2 separate regions of the Mus musculus genome follow, and region 1 is linked to region 2. Evidence: chromatin loops called from intact Hi-C (ENCODE). Cell type or tissue: left cerebral cortex. All regions are shown on one strand. Each heading gives the region's core, and the rest is flanking DNA. Links, peaks and the distances in the headings are about the cores only. Region 1 has its middle 500 kb from the start of Gm25976. Region 2 has its middle 100 kb from the start of Gm25976.

The links. Peaks named below come from ENCODE experiments on the same cell type or tissue, not always from the same donor. Only the 100,000 strongest peaks of a DNase experiment are listed, where the experiment ranks them.
Region 1: it touches region 2 in a loop (5-fold over the local background); 2 of 42 quality-filtered maps call a loop at or near these places.

The regions. Positions count from the first base shown.
Region 1 is chr15:19,682,927-19,692,395 of GRCm38, reverse strand. No RefSeq gene overlaps it. Among named protein-coding and RNA genes, the nearest start is that of Gm25976, 500 kb to the left of the region's middle. In left cerebral cortex, for the core only: no CTCF peak of the experiment used is centred there; a DNase peak (open chromatin) is centred at 4,967.
Region 2 is chr15:20,080,317-20,089,785 of GRCm38, reverse strand. No RefSeq gene overlaps it. Among named protein-coding and RNA genes, the nearest start is that of Gm25976, 100 kb to the left of the region's middle. In left cerebral cortex, for the core only: no CTCF peak of the experiment used is centred there; DNase peaks (open chromatin) are centred at 4,616 and 5,207; H3K27ac peaks cover 973 bases.

The DNA.
Region 1 (9,469 bases), core at 986-8,985, 400 kb after region 2:
AAGGATTGCATGGCTCATAAGGCCTTTGTCTTAGAGCAGGAACTAATTCTCACATTTGGATAAAGCAACACGATCCCTCATTACGTTTTAAATATTATCTTCACACCTACAGATAAATGTATTTATCAGTCTCCATCAAAGTGTACTCTCTGAAGAAAGGAATAAGCATCACAAAACCCTACCAGCCAAACAAACAAAAACAAAAACTGGAAAAAGTACAGAGATCAAAAGATCGAGGGAGTGTGGGAGGTCAGCACCATTGACAATATCACAGTTTAATCTATAGCACAGGGAAGATAAGAGAGGTATGTACAATATATTGTATTATTGAAAATGCCAGAAAGTCTGTGGTGGATAATCTCTCTCAGAAATAGTTACATAAGCAATACTGAAACAATGATAATGTAATGGAACATCTTAATGTGGTAGAGGGAATATTTGAATGAGTATATGTATGTTTCCTGAATTATATTATTTAAGTAAAACAGCACTGTAAGTAAATTTCAGGTTCTTGCCTACAGAATGAGTTCAAAGGGAAAGGAACAGTGATATAAGCGTTTAATACAGAATGATTATAATAAAGCTCTGTTGTACACATTTATTGGCATGAAGAGAAAATAGATTTTTACCTTTCTAACAGGCATTTCACCACAGATAATAATAATTTTTCACAACACTAAAAAGTATGGTTCTTCTTGGGTTTCAGGGCTATGAGAACTTTGTTCCCAGTGCCTTTCAGTGTATACAGAGCTACTTTTATTTCTAATTGCACTTAGTAGTTTAGGAAGCCATCAAAACAGGAGTTGGAGGAGAGAGGTACAGAGAAAAGAAGTTATTTGTTCATCATGAGTTGTCTTCATGGTGCCCTTAGGTCTGTACTGTAATTATTTAGTCCTAAAGAACATCTGGATCGATGAGTGTTGTTCAGCATTTTCAACCATGCATGAATCTCTGTGTTTGCCTTACTGCAATACAAAATTGACATAATATTATTTCTTTAAAAATTAGAATACTAAGACTGCTATGAACATAGTGGAGCATGTGCCCCAGTACAGGGGAATGCCAGGGCCAAAAAATAGGAATGGGTGGGTAGGGAAGTGGAGGGGAAGGGTATGGGGGACTTTTGGGATAGCATTCTAAATGTAATTGAGGAAAATACGTAATAATAAAAAATATTTTAAAAATTAGAATACTATACTCTTATTCAAGCACATAAGTTTTCATAATAAGAAGGTTATACATAATTGCATTACATGAACACATGCTTTATAGTTTAAAACATCTTAACCATTTTATGGCACAAAATCAAGAAATAGAATCTCTATTAAGAATGCCTATTGTTATTTAAACTTTTTAGAATGGATCAAGCATGAATCGCTTGAAAAATTATAGTAATATAATTTTTATTTATGATTCTTTCTATGTGGAAAAATACTGGTCTGCTTTTACCAGTGTAGAAAATTATATTAAGAAAACTAAATCATCCATACTATGTGTAATTTTTCAATGCTTTAAACAACATGATTCATTTCGGCTACCATAGTTTTTCCTATTTATGTTAAGCCTAAATGCGTTTTCTATACTGAATATATTATCTTATGTATTCTAAATGCCCTATTAGGCTTGGCATAAGTTACTGAGTAAAAATGTATTAGCTATTTAATTGTGAATAAATTGTTTTTTTCCTACAATTCTAAATAGCAAATGAAAGGAATGCATTTTTGTTATTATGAAATTTTGTTCTGCTTATTCCACAGCTAAATTAACTCTCTAAAAAGATTTATGTTGGTGAGTGAAAATTGATATGTGAGCTATAATTATGGCTCACAGAGTGAGCCAATTTCCTAGTTTATACTAGGCCCTGGGTTCAACACCCAAATTACCACAATGTATCATGAAGTTGTTATTTTATGCATATGGTTAACATGCATGATATTGTAATGGTTATATATGCTTTCCTTATACATAACATTTGTATGACAGAATACTGCTGATAATGCCCATTGTTTAAAAATATTTAACTTTCTTCATATGCTAACTTCTTTATCTTATTTTGTTTCCACTACACCATACATGCACAAATATATACACAAAGGACAAAAGACATGAAAAGACATGAATCAATGATTTAAATGAAATCAATAAAAAATTACTACTGTCTTAGTTTCTTAATCAGCACTGCTGTAAATGCTTTTCAAAACTAGGATACCATAATTTCTAAGTCCTTATATAATGAAAAACTGAAGCCTGTTTTTACATTTCTTTTCATTAGGATTGCAAATTTCTAAGAGATTTTTTTAAAACTTCGTTTTATTAAAAGCCAAGTTTTATAAGTTAATTTCTAAACCTACAAGAAACAGAACTTTAGTGAACCACGTTTGAATATGATCTTTTTCAATCTATGCTCATATGAGTTAAATTTCTCAAGGCCTGGGAGCAGAATGCCAAATTGTATGATATCACTGAAGGAATTTATTTGGTAGAGTCACAGAACTTTGATTGCAAAATAAAAGGAGTCATTGCCAAATATAAGGATACCTTCTGCAAACCAATTTATATACAACTTAACAGGGATTCCATAAATTTAGGAGCATTCTCAGATCATAGCACAGCATTTCACGTTCAGTCTCTCAACATAAGTTCCCATTTCTTCATGAAAACTTAACAAGAAAGCATAGAGCTATAGTTAATATATTCACTCCAATATGTATGCATGCATACTACACACATACACATAAACATACATTTATATAACTAATATTACAAGCTCCACTTTCTTTGGCAAAGATCTTTAAGTTTTGTGGGAAGGAGTGTCATGTACACTGCCCATTTAGGGTTGAATCCTCCACAGTCTCTCTTTAGCTGTCTTTTTTATCAGTTGAGGGGAGAATCGTCTGCATTAATGGTCATCTGCTGCAAGGGTAAACTAACCTAATGAGGTCTGGAAAATACCAAAGTCTGTGAGCATAAAACCATGCCTTAGGAGGGATTTAAATTCTGTGCCAATTTGACAGAATGCTAGTATTGGTTTCTTCCCTAGGGCCTATGACTTATCTAGCTACCAGTCTTTGACCCCTTTGCCTGTACCAATTATGTGTTCCATCTCATTGAACAGGCCTTAGATCAAACTAGAAAGTGGTTAACTAATCCCATAACAGTCTTACTTTAATATTCTGCAAAGTTTATCACTTTTATAAATAGAATACTATTTATTTTACTTGATAACAGTGGACAATAAACAAAAACCATGAAAATGAGTATTTGTTAGTTAAAACGAGTAATATCTTTCCTCTGAAGATATTTGATACCGAACTTCCATCAAGTTGCAGATCATACTGTCAGGCACGTTAAGGCATGCCCAACTGTTTTCCCAACATTTAAAACACTTATGAAAATTGATATTCATTTTATTAGTATCATTATGTAGTAGAGTTCTTGATGAGGACAAAGAGCTGAACCGGTTAAACATCTTAGAATAAGAGACTCAAAAACAGTTACACTTCTTAATAATGATAACCAAATCTGTCTTGACCTGAATCCAGATAACTCATCAGCATTTTTGTTTTTGTTTAAATATAAACACAGCAAACATGATAGGAAGAACTGTAATGTCATTCATGATCTGGTTTCTTGGCTTTGGTTGTTTGTATGTTTATCTTTCTTTTACCTATGGTCCTAGTTAGAACAACTGCCTGCAATCTAAGAGAGACCAGATACTACATGGGTGCTAGAGGATGTGTCTAAAACTCCAATCAAGATGCCTGGAGAGGGAGTAACAGGAACACTCAAGTCTTTTAGATTAGACTGATAAGCTGACCACAGGCCTCAATCCAGCGAAGTTTTCTTTAACTCCTAAATTGGAGTCCTCAATAGCAAACTTTTCTTGAGATCTGCCTCTATTCTAAAGGAGAACAGATTGGTCATCTTTTTGTTTTCTTTTTTTACTTTTTAAATTTTCCTTAAATTTATAACTTTTATAAAATTCCCTTCTGAAAATCAATTTCATTTTTTTCCCTATGAATTGCCATCTTTAATTGTTGACACAAAGTACCAAGAAGCCTTGGTAGATTTCTGGCTGTCAATTTTATGGCATTGAAGCCTCCAGAGTTATTGCTGACATGAAATGATAAAGCTGCTATCTGTCTAAGTACGCATCATTTCCTATATGTTTGTTTTTGTTTGTTCTGTTTGTTTTTTTTTTTTTTTTCAAGACAGGGTTTCTCTGTGTAGCCCTGGCTGTTCTGGAACTCACTTTGTAGACCAGGGTGGCCTAGAACTCAGAAATCTGCCTGCCTCTGCCTCCCAAGTGCTGGGATTAAAGGCGTGTGCCCCCATGCTGGGATTTCTATATGTTTTTATCATATACTTTTTTTTTCTTACATCTCAGTACATGCATCAAATATAAATGAGAAATAGGTGAACTACTTAAATTTGGGGAGTTGATCTTCCTAAGAACTATATTAGAATGTTGGATTTTAGATAAAATTCTTACCAACACTTCTGCTTACTATAGATTACAAAACAGAAAGGGCAATGATACTCCTTTAATATCATTGTAACAGTAATAAAAATATTAGCAAACATTGCCAAGAAAGACAAAAATGTTACATAGGTTATTAAACTCATAACCAAGATGACATTTTCTAAATATGTGAAAGCAAAAGAGAGTTCAAAACGAGTTTGGCAAGAAAGGTTTTACTCGATAACAGTCTGTGAGTATGAGAGCCAAAGTGGTACTTTAATGATCAACTTTAATGTTGATCTAGCCAAAATTCATCTTCACTGGGCAAAAATATCCTCCTTTTTTCAGTGTGGGAGTTGGATACAGATGTACACTATGTATGTGCTGGGAGCACTTAGCAAACACACTCATATAAATAGTGGATCAAAGCCCTTTAAACGTGAAGATATTTCTACAGGCAATCCCCAGAAGAGGAGTGTTTGCTTCCACAGGAAGCAATCCCACTGAAAATTAGTTCTCACAAGTTTCCTAAAAATATGGATAGCATGACTAAGTGTCGGGAAAGCAGCAGGCTGGACCTCTTAACCAGCCAAGAAGAGCAGCCTACTGAAAGATTTAAATGTAATTATATTTTAAATGTTAACAGGGAATTCCAATACTAGCCAGGGAAGTGTTCTGAATGATACCAGTGTCTTGCAAAAGGTAGCTACAAATGGTGCAGGTGTGTTGTATTCCTCCAAACGTGGGCATTCACAGGTATGCTTCTTTGAAGTGGCTTTAGAACTCAGACATTAAGATAGACAGTCTCCAAGGAAATGAAAGCAAGAACTTGTGGGCAGTTGGAGGACAAAAAAAGCAGAGTCCCAGCAGAAAACATCAGGGAAGAAATGCTAATACACTGGGTAGAAAAGGACACTGAAAGGTGGCTCTGATTTGGAAGACAAAAGTAGAAATTTGTGGGCTTTTTATCAAGGTGTCTTCACTACATGTGAAAGAATTCATCCAGAGGACACAGCCAAAGGACAACAACAACATAAAAACAAACAACAAACAAGTAAGTTATCAGCTTCTGAGAAACTAAAGATGCAATCCATATCTGACTATTTAAGATGTGAGTGAACACCTGAATTAAAATCCCTCACATTCAGAACTTCAGAGAACTATAACATGGTGATAAGAAAGGAGCTATGGATCAACAGGCCAAAGACTGCAGGAATTCCTTACTTTCGTAGACTTCTCTTTCATGTTACACTGATCAAGGTTCTCTGCCAATCCTAAACTAAGAAAAGTGCAAGGTGGCAGTTTTCCCCCACAGAATATGATGGCTTTAGGGTAGGGCAGTTTTGTTTTCTTTTCTCTTCTCTATCATATTTGTATATTCTTCACATTATTTGCATCTCTTTCATTATTATGTCATCTGTTTCACAGACCTGTAAAAAGATGTAAAGTTTGCTTAGTCAGCTTAAATAATTTGAGGCCCTATGATGTTTGCTTATCTTTAATGAGTTTTTTTATTTTTTTATTACATATTTTCCTCAACTACATTTCCAATGCTATCCCAAAAGTCCTTCATACCCTCCCCCCACTTCCCTACCCACCCATTCCCATTTTTTAACTTAATATTTTAATGATTTATTTCTCCTTCAGAGCTATACCATTAAAAAGATGCCCAAAATGCTGACTAACAATCCTCAGAACAGATTCTTAGTGCTCAAGTGAATAAAACTGAAATAAGTACTCAGTTAAGAACTAAGAAAAAACTAGAAGTGATTAAGCTTATTGAGAAAGTCATGACTGCCCTTTAAAAGGGCAAACTGAATAATGTCCAACATTTGTGTTGGAATACCTTGTGCGAATGCAAAGAAAAGACAAATAAAGCAATTAAGTGCTGCTCTATTGAAAATATGAACATGTGCAATGGTGTTTTTGCTGATATAAAGAAACTTCTAGTGTTCATTAATGAATACCAGTTAAAGTAACCACTAAATAGCCTTAATACCAAAGGTTAATCACAATCGAAACCTCTATTGGCTTTAGTTCTCTGAAGGTTAAGAAACATTAAAAGATACAAAATAGATGTCTGAGGCTACAGACATTCGTTTATTTTTTTTTTCCATTTTTTATTAGGTATTTAACTCATTTACATTTCCAATGCTATACCAAAAGTCCCCCATATCCACCCACCCCCACTCCCCTGCCCACCCACTCCCCCTTTTTGGCCCTGGTATTCCCCTGTACTGGGGCATATAAAGTTTGCAAGTCCAATGGGCCTCTCTTTCCAGTGATGGCCGACTAGGCCATCTTTTGATATATATGCAGCTAGAGTCAAGAGCTCCGGGGTACTGGTTAGCTCATAATGTTGTTCCACCTATAGGGTTGCAGATCCCTTTAGCTCCTTGGCTACTTTCTCTAGCTCCTCCATTGGGAGCCCTATGATCCATCCATTAGCTGACTGTGAGCATCCACTTCTGTGTTTGCTGGGCCCCGGCATAGTCTCACAAGAGACAGCTACATCTGCGTCCTTTCAATAAAATCTTGCTAGTGTATGCAATGGTGTCAGCGTTTGGATGCTGATTATGGGGTGGATCCCTGGCTATGGCAGTCTCTACATGGTCCATCCTTTCATCTCAGCTCCAAACTCTGTCTCTGTAACTCCTTCCATGGGTGTTTTGTTCCCAAATCTAAGGAGGGGCATAGTGTCCACACTTCAGTCTTCATTCTCCTTGAGTTTCATGTGTTTAGCAAATTATATCTTATATCTTGGGTATCCTAGGTTTGGGGCTAATATCCACTTATCAGTGAATACATATTGTGTGAGTTTCTTTGTGAATGTGTTACCTCACTCAGGATGATGCCCTCCAGGTCCATCCATTTGGCTAGGAATTTCATAAATTCATTCTTTTTAATAGCTGAGTAGTACTCCATTGTGTAGATGTACCACATTTTCTGTATCCATTCCTCTGTTGAGGGGCATCTAGGTTCTTTCCAGCTTCTGGCTATTATAAATAAGGCTGCTATGAACATAGTGGAGCATGTGTCCTTCTTACCTGTTGGGGCATCTTCTGGATATATGCCCAGGAGAGGTATTGCTGGATCCCCCGGTAGTACTATGTCCAGTTTTCTGAGGAACCGCCAGACTGATTTCCAGAGTGGTTGTACAAGCCTGCACTCCCACCAACAATGGAGGAGTGTTCCTCTTTCTCCACATCCTCGCCAGCATCTGCTGTCACCTGAATTTTTGATCTTAGCCATTCTGACTGGTGTGAGGTGGAATCTCAGGGTTGTTTTGATTTGCATTTCCCTGATGATTAAGGATGTTGAACATTTTTTCAAGTGCTTCTCTGCCATTCGGTATTCCTCAGGTGAGAATTCTTTGTTCAGTTCTGAGCCCCATTTTTTAATGGGGTTATTTGATTTTCTGAAGTCCACCTTCTTGAGTTCTTTATATATGTTGGATATTAGTCCCCTATCTGATTTAGGATAGGTAAAGATCCTTTCCCAATCTGTTGGTGGTATTTTTGTCTTATTGACGGTGTCTTTTGCCTTGCAGAAACTTTGGAGTTTCATTAGGTCCCATTTGTCGATTCTCGATCTTACAGCACAAGCCATTGCTGTTCTGTTCAGGAATTTTTCCCCTGTGCCCATATCTTCAAGGCTTTTCCCCACTTTCTCCTCTATAAGTTTCAGTGACTCTGGTTTTATGTGAAGTTCCTTGATCCACTTAGATTTGACCTTAGTACAAGGAGATAAGTATGGATCGATTCGCATTCTTCTACACGATAACAACCAGTTGTGCCAGCACCACTTGTTGAAAATGCTGTCTTTCTTCCACTGGATGGTTTTAGCTCCCTTGTCGAAGATCAAGTGACCATAGGTGTGTGGGTTCATTTCTGGATCTTCAATTCTATTCCATTGGTCTATTTGTCTGTCTCTATACCAGTACCATGCAGTTTTTATCACAATTGCTCTGTAGTAAAGCTTTAGGTCTGGCATGGTGATTCCGCCAGAAGTTCTTTTATCCTTGAGAAGACTTTTTGCTATCCTAGGTTTTTTGTTATTCCAGACAAATTTGCAAATTGCTCCTTCCAATTCGTTGAAGAATTGAGTTGGAATTTTGATGGGGATTGCATTGAATCTGTAGATTGCTTTTGGCAAGATAGCCATTTTTACAATGTTGATCCTGCCAATCCATGAGCATGGGAGATCTTTCCATCTTCTGAGATCTTCTTTAATTTCTTTCTTCAGAGATTTGAAGTTATTATCATACAGATCGTTCACCTCCTTAGTTAGAGTCACGCCAAGATATTTTATATTATTTGTGACTATTGAGAAGGGTGTTGTTTCCCTAATTTCTTTCTCAGCCTGTTTATTCTTTGTATAGAGAAAGGCCATTGACTTGTTTGAGTTTATTTTATATCCAGCTACTTCACCGAAGCTGTTTATCAGGTTTAGGAGTTCTCTGGTAGAATTTTTAGGGTCACTTATATATACTATCATATCATCTGCAAAAAGTGATATTTTGACTTCCTCTTTTCCAATTTGTATCCCCTTGATCTCCTTTTGTTGTCGAATTGCTCTGGCTAATACTTCAAGTACTATGTTGAAAAGGTAGGGAGAAAGTGGGCAGCCTTGTCTAGTCCCTGATTTTAGTGGGATTGCTTCCAGCTTCTCTCCATTTACTTTGATGTTGGCTACTGGTTTGCTGTAGATTGCTTTTATCATGTTTAGGTATGGGCCTTGAATTCCTGATCTTTCCAAAACTTTTATCATGAATGGGTGTTGGATCTTGTCAAATGCTTTTTCTGCATCTAACGAGATGATCATGTGGTTTTTGTCTTTAAGTTTGTTTATATAATGGATTACATTGATGGATTTTCGTATATTAAACCATCCCTGCATCCCTGGAATAAAACCTACTTGGTCAGGATGGATGATTGCTTTAATGTGTTCTTGGATTCGGTTAGCGAGAATTTTATTGAGGATTTTTGCATCGATATTCATAAGAGA
Region 2 (9,469 bases), core at 961-8,960:
TTGCTTTGCTAAGTAACTTATAACTACTGGAACCCAAAGCAAAAACATGCCCTACTTAACTTAAATAAGGGTTTTCCTCCCATTAATTTCAAGCTTCTTGAATTACAACACATTTATTAGCTGAGTTGCATTTATTCATTGAGTATTGTCTGGTGTTCTCTCTTCAATCCCTTCACAAACAAAAAGCAAAGCAATGGAAATTTTTAAAATCTAGAATATTGTTCATTGGCAAGGAAGAAACTAGAAAATAAATATATTTACTAGGAATTACTTCATCTTCTATAAAAGATGGCTTCCTCTTTTTATGTTCACTAGTATGGGTCATTGTAATTAAAATGATTTTTAATAACCTTGGCTGTTTCTAATTTCTGTTGCTGAATTTAAAGACATACACTATATTCTTAGTTTGAAATTCAATTAGCTTTCCATTCTGAAGTTTTTCTTCTGCTTTCTCTTTCACAGCAAATCCATTTCTTTTTCAAGTACTGTTTCTCCTTTTGCATTCCAAAATCTTGACCAGAGGATGGATACATAATCTAGGCTTTTATGACATTAAATTAAGTAAAAGAGGGAATATTTCTTTTCTAATAGTAATTCAGGTCTTTTTCACTCTTTTTAAATTAATAATATTATTTGTTCACATTTAAAATGCCATCCCCCTTCCAGGTCTCCACTCCGTGAACTCCTCCACCCCATCTGCCTCCCCTTTGCCTCTAAGAGAGTGTTCCCCGACCCAGTCATTCACTTCTTAATCTTATCAAAATTAGCAACTAAATATTAATAGTCTTACTTGTTTGTTTCTGTGAATACATTTTTATTTTGTAGTTTAGGAAGATCTCCAGCACAGGTCAGTGATATCTACCTACACAAGTGTAACCAATAAAATCCTTGTCTTCTATTATCACTGTGTATAATCTGGCAACTCCTGAGACTACATAATTACAAACAGCTGGGATATAATTACATACTGCTGGAAGGGAGAGAGCAGTTGAGATCTCCATCACTTCTGGTGACCTTCTATAGATCACATTCTGTGAGGAATTCTATGAAGTTTCCATCTTCATTGTCTATTGCCAATATACAGCCATTCTCATAAGGAAGGCAATGACTATTAATTCTAGAAAGAGAATATTATGAACAAACATCTGAGGAAAAACTAGTGGTACTGATATAGGATGAGATGATAATTTTGTATCTGTTCAATACTTTCTTTTTTTTCTGTTTTCATGCGTGGTAAAGATCAAATATCTTACAAAATTTTCTATTATTTTTATATATACCTCTCATTTAATAAATTTATAACATCTATTTAGCTTTTACAAAACACCTGTATTGAATATTTTAATATGAAATATTGTATAATGTAACAGCATTTAAAATATCTTTTTAATTAGTTTTTGAAATTGTGGTAAAAATCTATTTCCCTCTCCTTCACAAACACATCTTCCTCTATACTCTTAAATCTTATATGTACAACACTGGAAAAATTGCAGGACAGCATTACTACCAAACAATATTTTTCATTCTGAATTAGTAATTATTTTTCAAATTATCTCTAACATATTTGAGACATAATACATGGGTATGATCACAGCATTTGGAAGGTAGATACAGAGGGATTTATAACTCGAAGCATCATTATCTTCAGAGATACTTGTAAGCTGTGACTGTATATATGTATATAAATGTGTGTGTCACTAACATCCGACTCAATAACTAATCTACCTTATATATATAAATACTTACTGAAAATAATAAAAGTTTCTAACAAAAATTTTTCCTCAATAATACTTTTGGCAAAGTTTATTAAATATTAAACCAAAATCAAAGATAATAAATTTAAAAAGAAACAATGGAGAGAATATGAATTAACAAGAGTGTGCACAGACATTAAAATGATATGCTGAAGATAGACTGTGGAGTTTGAGAAAATATGTAATATAACTGAAGAAAAATATAAAAATATGAGTCATATGTTCAGATTAATAGAAAAACCCAGTTGAAAATAAACCAAAATTTTAACAACACATGTCAGTGTTAGTGTTATTTGTCAGGATGCACATTGTCCCAGGCTAAGTCTGGAGCACTACAGTGAGTGAGTGAATTCGTTTTCCCGACTCCATGTGGCTATCTTTACATACACACCATTCTCTGATACCTTCAAGCACTTGTTAGGCTGCTGCAAATGCTTTCTAATATCTCTAATTTTGTGCAAGATCACTGTACTTTTCTGCTTTATCAGTGAACGGTTGGCATACTCTGCAATTAACATTTGGCCATTTTCACGTGCATTAGCATAATTTTTTCACCTCTGATCTTTTCTAGTTGCTCAAAATATCTTATGGACAGATCTAGACAGACTTTTGCATAATCCTTTAAATTATCAGGTGTAATTGTGAACAAAAAAATGAGTTCTGGCTCATTCTTCATTTTGGACTCCTAAATTCCTTAAGAGACTTTAAAAGTATTTCATCTCACTTTTCTGAGGATGTACTTCATGATTGTCAATAACAGTCACCCTGCTGTGTGCTAGCACATCAAACCTCATGATTTTATTTATTTCAATTTCGAATATCTTTGTCAAATATTTTCAGTTTTGTACTCTTACTTGTCTCTTAGAACGATGTTTGAAAATGCCATTCATGATAATAAGCACCAGGCACTTTTCTTTCTGTATCTGAACTCTTTCACACAATACAGTGATCTCTCATAATGGATATAAATATTTTCAAAAACCTCAGATGTTTTGTGGAGTTGTATTTTCAGTTTTTCTGTTCCATAATAATATCCACGATTGCACTTTATACACACACACACACACACACACACATATACACACATACACACACACAAGCACAGAAACATATTTTCCATCCATCTTTTCACTGGTGCTTTTATTTTTACATTTTTTAATAATAGACAGTCCTTAAAGGGGATGTCATATTGTTAGAGAAAGTAACTCACTGTTGCCTTAATTTTCATTTCTTAATAAGCAATTGATAAGCATTTTTCTATTATATGTTTGCCATTTGTTTACATTTTCCAATAAATATCTATCCCAATATATTTGTACTGTTTAAATTAGTTTACAAATAATTCTAGTTCTTTAAATATCTCATATACTAATTCCTTATTAAATATATATTTTGTAGATATTTTCCATGTCTTAAGTAGTTTCTTCATTTTAGTAATTATTTCAATTATTGTGTAATTTTTTAGATTGCTATGAAAATTTGCTTGCCTCCTTGCAAACGCACATTTACAAAAACTACATAGATCATTCTAAAAGAAATTTAGACTTTGCTTTGCTGAATCTATCTACTTTCAAAGTCTACAATGAAGCTGTATCAATAAAAATAGCATAATACTGATATAAAAATATATAAACCAAAGGAGCGAAATTAATTTCAGAAATCCATATAACTTTGTCATGAGATTTATGAGTATTCCAAGAAATAACAACAGGAAAATATTTTCAGTAGTGTTTTAAAAATTGTACACACACACACATACACACACACATGTGCTCGCATACATGCACACACACAGACACACACAAATCAAGTTTTATGAAACACTATGTGTAGCAGATTGTTAGATTTGAAATTATAACGACTGTTCAGATAATTAAATCACCAATATATTGTGTTATAGATAGCCACCTTAACAGAAACAAAACTACATTCTAAAATATCCCTTAGAGACCCAAGATACCTCTTTAAGACATTTCAGAAAAGCAACTAAGACTGCTTATTTGTTGGCACAAGAATGCAAGCAGCCAGCTGAGCAGTGGTGGCACACGCCTCTAATCCTAGCACTTGGGAGACAGAGGCAGGTGGATTTCTGAGTTCGAGGACAGCCTGCCTGGTCTACAGAATCAGTTTCAGGACAGACAGGGCTACACAGAGAAACCCTGTCTCGGAAAAAAAAAAAAAATACAAGCAGCCATGTTGAAAACTGTCATTGGAGAAGGAAATCCTTCACAAAGGAAAAGCCATCACCCTTAAAATGTGAATAACTTTTATTTCTTGTTCTGTTCCTATGTGAAAGAGGGCCATGAGCTGAAGATGAGAAATACCACATTGCCATACTGAAATTTTAGCCTTACAAGGCATAGCTGTGCACCAGGCAAGACAAGCCTAGAATCTAGTGCACTAGGCTTTGTTCTATACTAAATTATAGTCTAAGTTAACCATCTAAGGCACTGCTGGTTTTCTGGATAGCAAAGAAAAGAAGATCAGTTTTCTTATGCAATAAAAGTCTGACATAAACACTATTTGCTTGTATGATTCCAGCCAGGATTCCAGGAGTAAGATTGCATTCAAGTCCCTGGCCCATTCTATGGTCTAAATAAAAGCAGGGCCGTACAATAACTTACAACTGCTTTGTGCTTGATAACGTTTGCTTCTGTGTCTTAATAATTCTAATTGGGAGAGCAAGCAATAACAGTATTTCTTTTACTTACATAAGAAAATGAACAGAGTTTCTTTAAATCATTTATCAGGCACTTTGAAGACATTTGGCTATAAAAAAAAATGTTCAGTGGGAAATTATTTTTGTTCTTGTGAGCTTCCTGGAGTCTTCCAAAGCAAGCACATGCTAAACACGGCCCAGTGCAAACTGTGAAGTAGGCAAAGCTGCTCCTTTAGTTTCCAGGCCTCCACATCACACCACCATATTTTTGGCTTTTTATATAGCTGTATCTCCATGAATTTGCATAATTTTAAATGCACACATAAATATGACAAAGATATAGATATTTTATTGCAATTATATTTAGCTCTTTTCGATTTTTTTATCAGCCTTTCAATTCCCATTTCTTTGACAAATTAATAAAGTTACTTTATTTTTCACAGCCTCCTTTATTTGCCAGCAATCATAGAATTCCTAGTTCCGTTCCTGCCACAGAAAAATATATCACCATTCTATATTGTTAGAAATATGTTCAAAGAAAGATTTATCCATCTACTTAGAAACCCAGTTACATATAAGTATAATCATGAATATAAACATATATACTTTCATCAGAGATAACTTGATGAAAAGATATTCATAACACTTTTGCACTTGCCTTCCATTCTTAATCTTAATTCTCATATTTCTTCTAAAAGGTGGACATTGGTATTGTCCGGATTGGTCTCTTAGTCCACATACAGATTTCATGAATTGGACTTGACAGAGTATTAAACAGGACAAATTGTTAGGATGTTTTATGGTGCTTCACATGCTGTGTTTCTAGTATAAAGGGGGGTGCCACTGTTGGTAGGATGCTGTTGTCAGAAGAGCATCAAGGGTTTATCAGTCTACCAGCAATGGTGTATGTTCTCATTAGACAATTATTGCTGAATTGATGTAGGGTGTGGTTTCGTCTGGCTATGCTGCAGTCTTTAAAGTCACGGGTTTCTATTACATCATTACGTCAACAACAGCCATCAGAACTTTATATTTGTCTACCTGAGGTAGCAATATCAAATATGAGATATTAGAATGTCAGTGTGTTCTGTCAGTACATTTTTTTTCAATTCCTATTCCAAATATTTAAAAAGCATGTAATTGTTAAGCATGGTGTGGCATGCCGACTGATGAAATATTTCTAAAAATGTTAGGCAAATAACCAGCTACTTTCTGCTTGAATTTAAAGCATTGTCACAAGATGGAAGTTATAACCTGTGACTTAATTTGATCAAACCTACAGGTAACTCCGTCATTGGGGAAAGGCAAGTATTATTCTCTTAAATGGGCATAGAACTAAACTGCGTCCTAAGTTCTTCTTTGTAAACACATAGGGGAGCAAATTTTCCAGCCGTCGATTAGGTTCCAGATAATTGCCTTTCATACATGGTCACAAAAGCACCACAATGAATCAGTGGGTTCAAAAATTAAACAAAAGGGCTGTGTGGAAGAAGTTTCAAGAGATAGAAGAATTGGAAAGGAGGAATTGAGAGGTGAGTTTAATCAAAATGTGTGCTCCCGAGAGAGACAACCCCACTCTATCTTCTGTGTTCTCTTCTTTAGGATAGAAAAAGAACAGGTAACAAATGAAACCACCCTCATGGGGAGCCAGCTCATAGTGGATCCTAGACATTTTGCTTGTCTTGCTGACTCTACCTACAATATCCAAATTCACATAGGTGTGTGCTGGCCATTGACTCACTGGTCTCTTGCCTGTGTCTAACTCATGGAGAAACCATAAATAAATTAAGCAATAAATAATTTAAAAGATGAAATGTTCACCTGAGACATTGATTAGCACATACTGTTTCTAATAGATTATTTTATCACTAGTAAAAGTATGATCTAATCCAGAGCAATTGTCAAACATTTTTCTTGGCAGTTTCAGATCTCTTTTTTTGTGTTTCCCACTTTGTCCTGTGTGCATTACACATGTACGATGCATTTTGATGCTTGTACGTGTTAGAAGCGATGCGTACAGTGCTCACTTATGTATGGAATTCATAAAGAGGCCAACAGTTGCTCTTAGGAATTATTCTCCATCACTCCTTGGCCTTATTTGTTGAGGCAGGATCTCTCAATCAAAGACAGAGCTTGCTAGCATGGGTAAATCCTGCTAGCTGATATCCTCTTAGGATCTCCTGCCACATCTATATAAGACTGGATGAACATGTAAACTCCCCAACCAGCATTACCATTTCTTTTTAAGAATTTGTACTCCATTCTTCATGCTTTTATAACAAGCAATTTAACCTAACCTTTGAGTCATTATCCAATTGCAACTAAAGTTTCATTGAAAGCTTTATCATGTGCCCTCTTCATTTTATTCTTTTATTCATTAATGCCCTTGCATAACTGTGATTCAATTAAAATCACTTAATTTCATTAAAGTTCATTCTATTATTTGGTAGAATGAAGGATAATTTACTCTATTCTATTTCTATCTTCGAATGATCTCCAATAAAAACCCAAATGATATTTTTTTTTCATTTAGCTGTATGATTAAACATTATTTCAATAACAAAAAACATCAGTTTAATTTATATATATAAATAATATTTCTTTAAGAACGTTATCAAAATGAGAGATATTGTTACCAATAAAATTCATTTGAAGATGGCAATTCAAAATATAAAATATAATACTATATGTATTAGAGCATAATGTAAACAGATTAATCTAAACAAACTAGGGATTATGTAACATAAATATACATGCAAGACTTTTCTAACAAAATGAAATGCTAGCACATCTCTTTTTAAAAATAGTAAGGTTTTACTTAAAATAGTTATTATTCTATCTGCTACTTTCAATTTAATTGTAAGTAACATATTTTACTTAGAGTTTTCTGTTTAAAATAATTATTTTCTATGTGATAATAAATATTTTGAATTTTAAATTCATCCCATTAAAAAAAAAAAAAAGATTCCAGCAAGAACTATATGGCCTGTCTTCTCAAGAATTCAGGCTAAGATGATTAATAGAAATAACCCTACAACACCTTTTCTGGGACCAAGACACTTATAATAGAATTATTAAAAAACAAAACAGAACAAAACAAACAAACAAAGTCAACCAAGCAGAGGCAGAGGAAAGTACTGGTAGCCCTTATGCTACAAAGACCAATTTATTCTTTAGGGAGTGGATGGGTGGATGGGGGACACCCTCATAGAAGCAAGGGGAAGGAGGATAAGATAGGGGATTTTGGGAGGGGAAACCAGGAAAGGGGATAACATTTGAAATGTAAATAAAGAAAATATATAATAAAAAAGAAGAAAAATTAAAAAAAATACTTTTGTTACCAATAAAACATGACTGGAGAGATAGACAGAGAGAGAGAGAGACAGAGAGACAGAGACAGAGACAGACAGACAGAGACAGAGAGACAGACACAGTGGAAGAAACAAACACACAGAGAACAAAGAAACAAATTCAAAAAAACTTTTTTATTGGTTATGTTATTTATTTACATTGTAAATGTTGTCCCCAACCTGGTCTCCTCTCCGCAAACCCCCCATGCTATCTCCCCTCCCCTTTGCCTCTAAGAGGGTGCTTTCCCACCCACCCACAACAGCCTCACCTCTCTAGCAACCTTCTTTAATTGGGGCAACAATCTGCCACAGGACCAAGGGCCTCCCCTCCTATTAAATTCACATAAAGTAGTCCTCTGGTACATATGCAACTGTGGCCATGGACCCACCCAAGTATACTCTCAGGTTGATGGTTTAGTCCCTGGGTGCTTTGAAGGATCCAGAATAGTTGATATTGTTGTAATGGGGTTGCCATTCCCTTCAGATCTTTCAGTCCTTCCCCTTACTCTTCCATTGGGGTCCCTGGGCTCAGGCCGATGGTTGACTGTGAGTATTGGCATCTGTCTCAGTCAGACGCTGGAAGAGCCTCTCAGAGGACAGCCATGCTAGGCTACTGCCCGCAAGCATGTTTTGGCATCAGCAATAGTGCCTGCATTTGGTGTCTGCGGACAAGTTGGATCACACTGTGGAGCAGTCTCTGGATGACCTTTCCATACCTTTGCTTCATTATTTTTGTCCCTCAGTTTCCTTTAGACAGGAACAGTTCTGCTTTAAAAAGTAAATTTTATCTTCAGAAGCTTTTACTTAGCATACCTAGTCAAATAAATAGAACCAGAGAATTTCCAATGACACATTCATCCTTCACACTGAATCGAACTCTAATGATCTTAATTCTCTCTGCTGGAATCCTCGAGTTCATTATCCTATGACTATACCATCTTCACATGGTGCCACTTCTCATGGATTGGTTTCCATCATCATAGCCACTCCTATACTGAGGCATTGAGTAAAACTCATTCATCAAGCAGATTACCCAATGGTTCACATTCAATCGTGTTTTCTATTTTGTTTGTTCTTAATCCTGGACAGGAGATCTCTCTCTCTCTCTCTCTCTCTCTCTCTCTCTCTCTCTCTCTCTCTCTCTCTCTCTCTCTCGCTTGCTCGCTCTCTCGCTCTCCCTCTCTCTCTCTCTCTGACTCCCTCTCTCCCCCTCTCTGTCCACTGTCTTTGTGTCTGTCTTTCTGTCTCTGTCTCTCTGTCTTTCTCTCTGTTTCTCTCTGTCTGTCTCTTTGTCTCTCTCATGCATACACACATATATAGAGACACAGAGAAAGAGAGCGAGAATAAGACAGAGGAGACACAGAGAAAGACACAGAGAGACAAAGAGACACAGAGAGACTGTAGAGACTGTGCATACATCTGAGAATGATAGATGTTCATGAAAATGCAAATTTAAATTGAAAGAAAATAGCACTTCCTTTTGAACATAATGTAGAAGACATCACTTCACAAGTGCTATATTTACTTCATAAAACTCACAAGTTTAGGTTCTTTTTCATGTCTTTCAAATGTAGGCAACACTTTTCAAAAGCTATATGAGATTGTAATAAGTTTCAAGTCCTAAGAATATCATTCTGAAAGACTAAGAACCTTATACTCTTATTTCTGAGTTATCTTAATTGGGGTCTCTAATGCTTCAGTGAAAC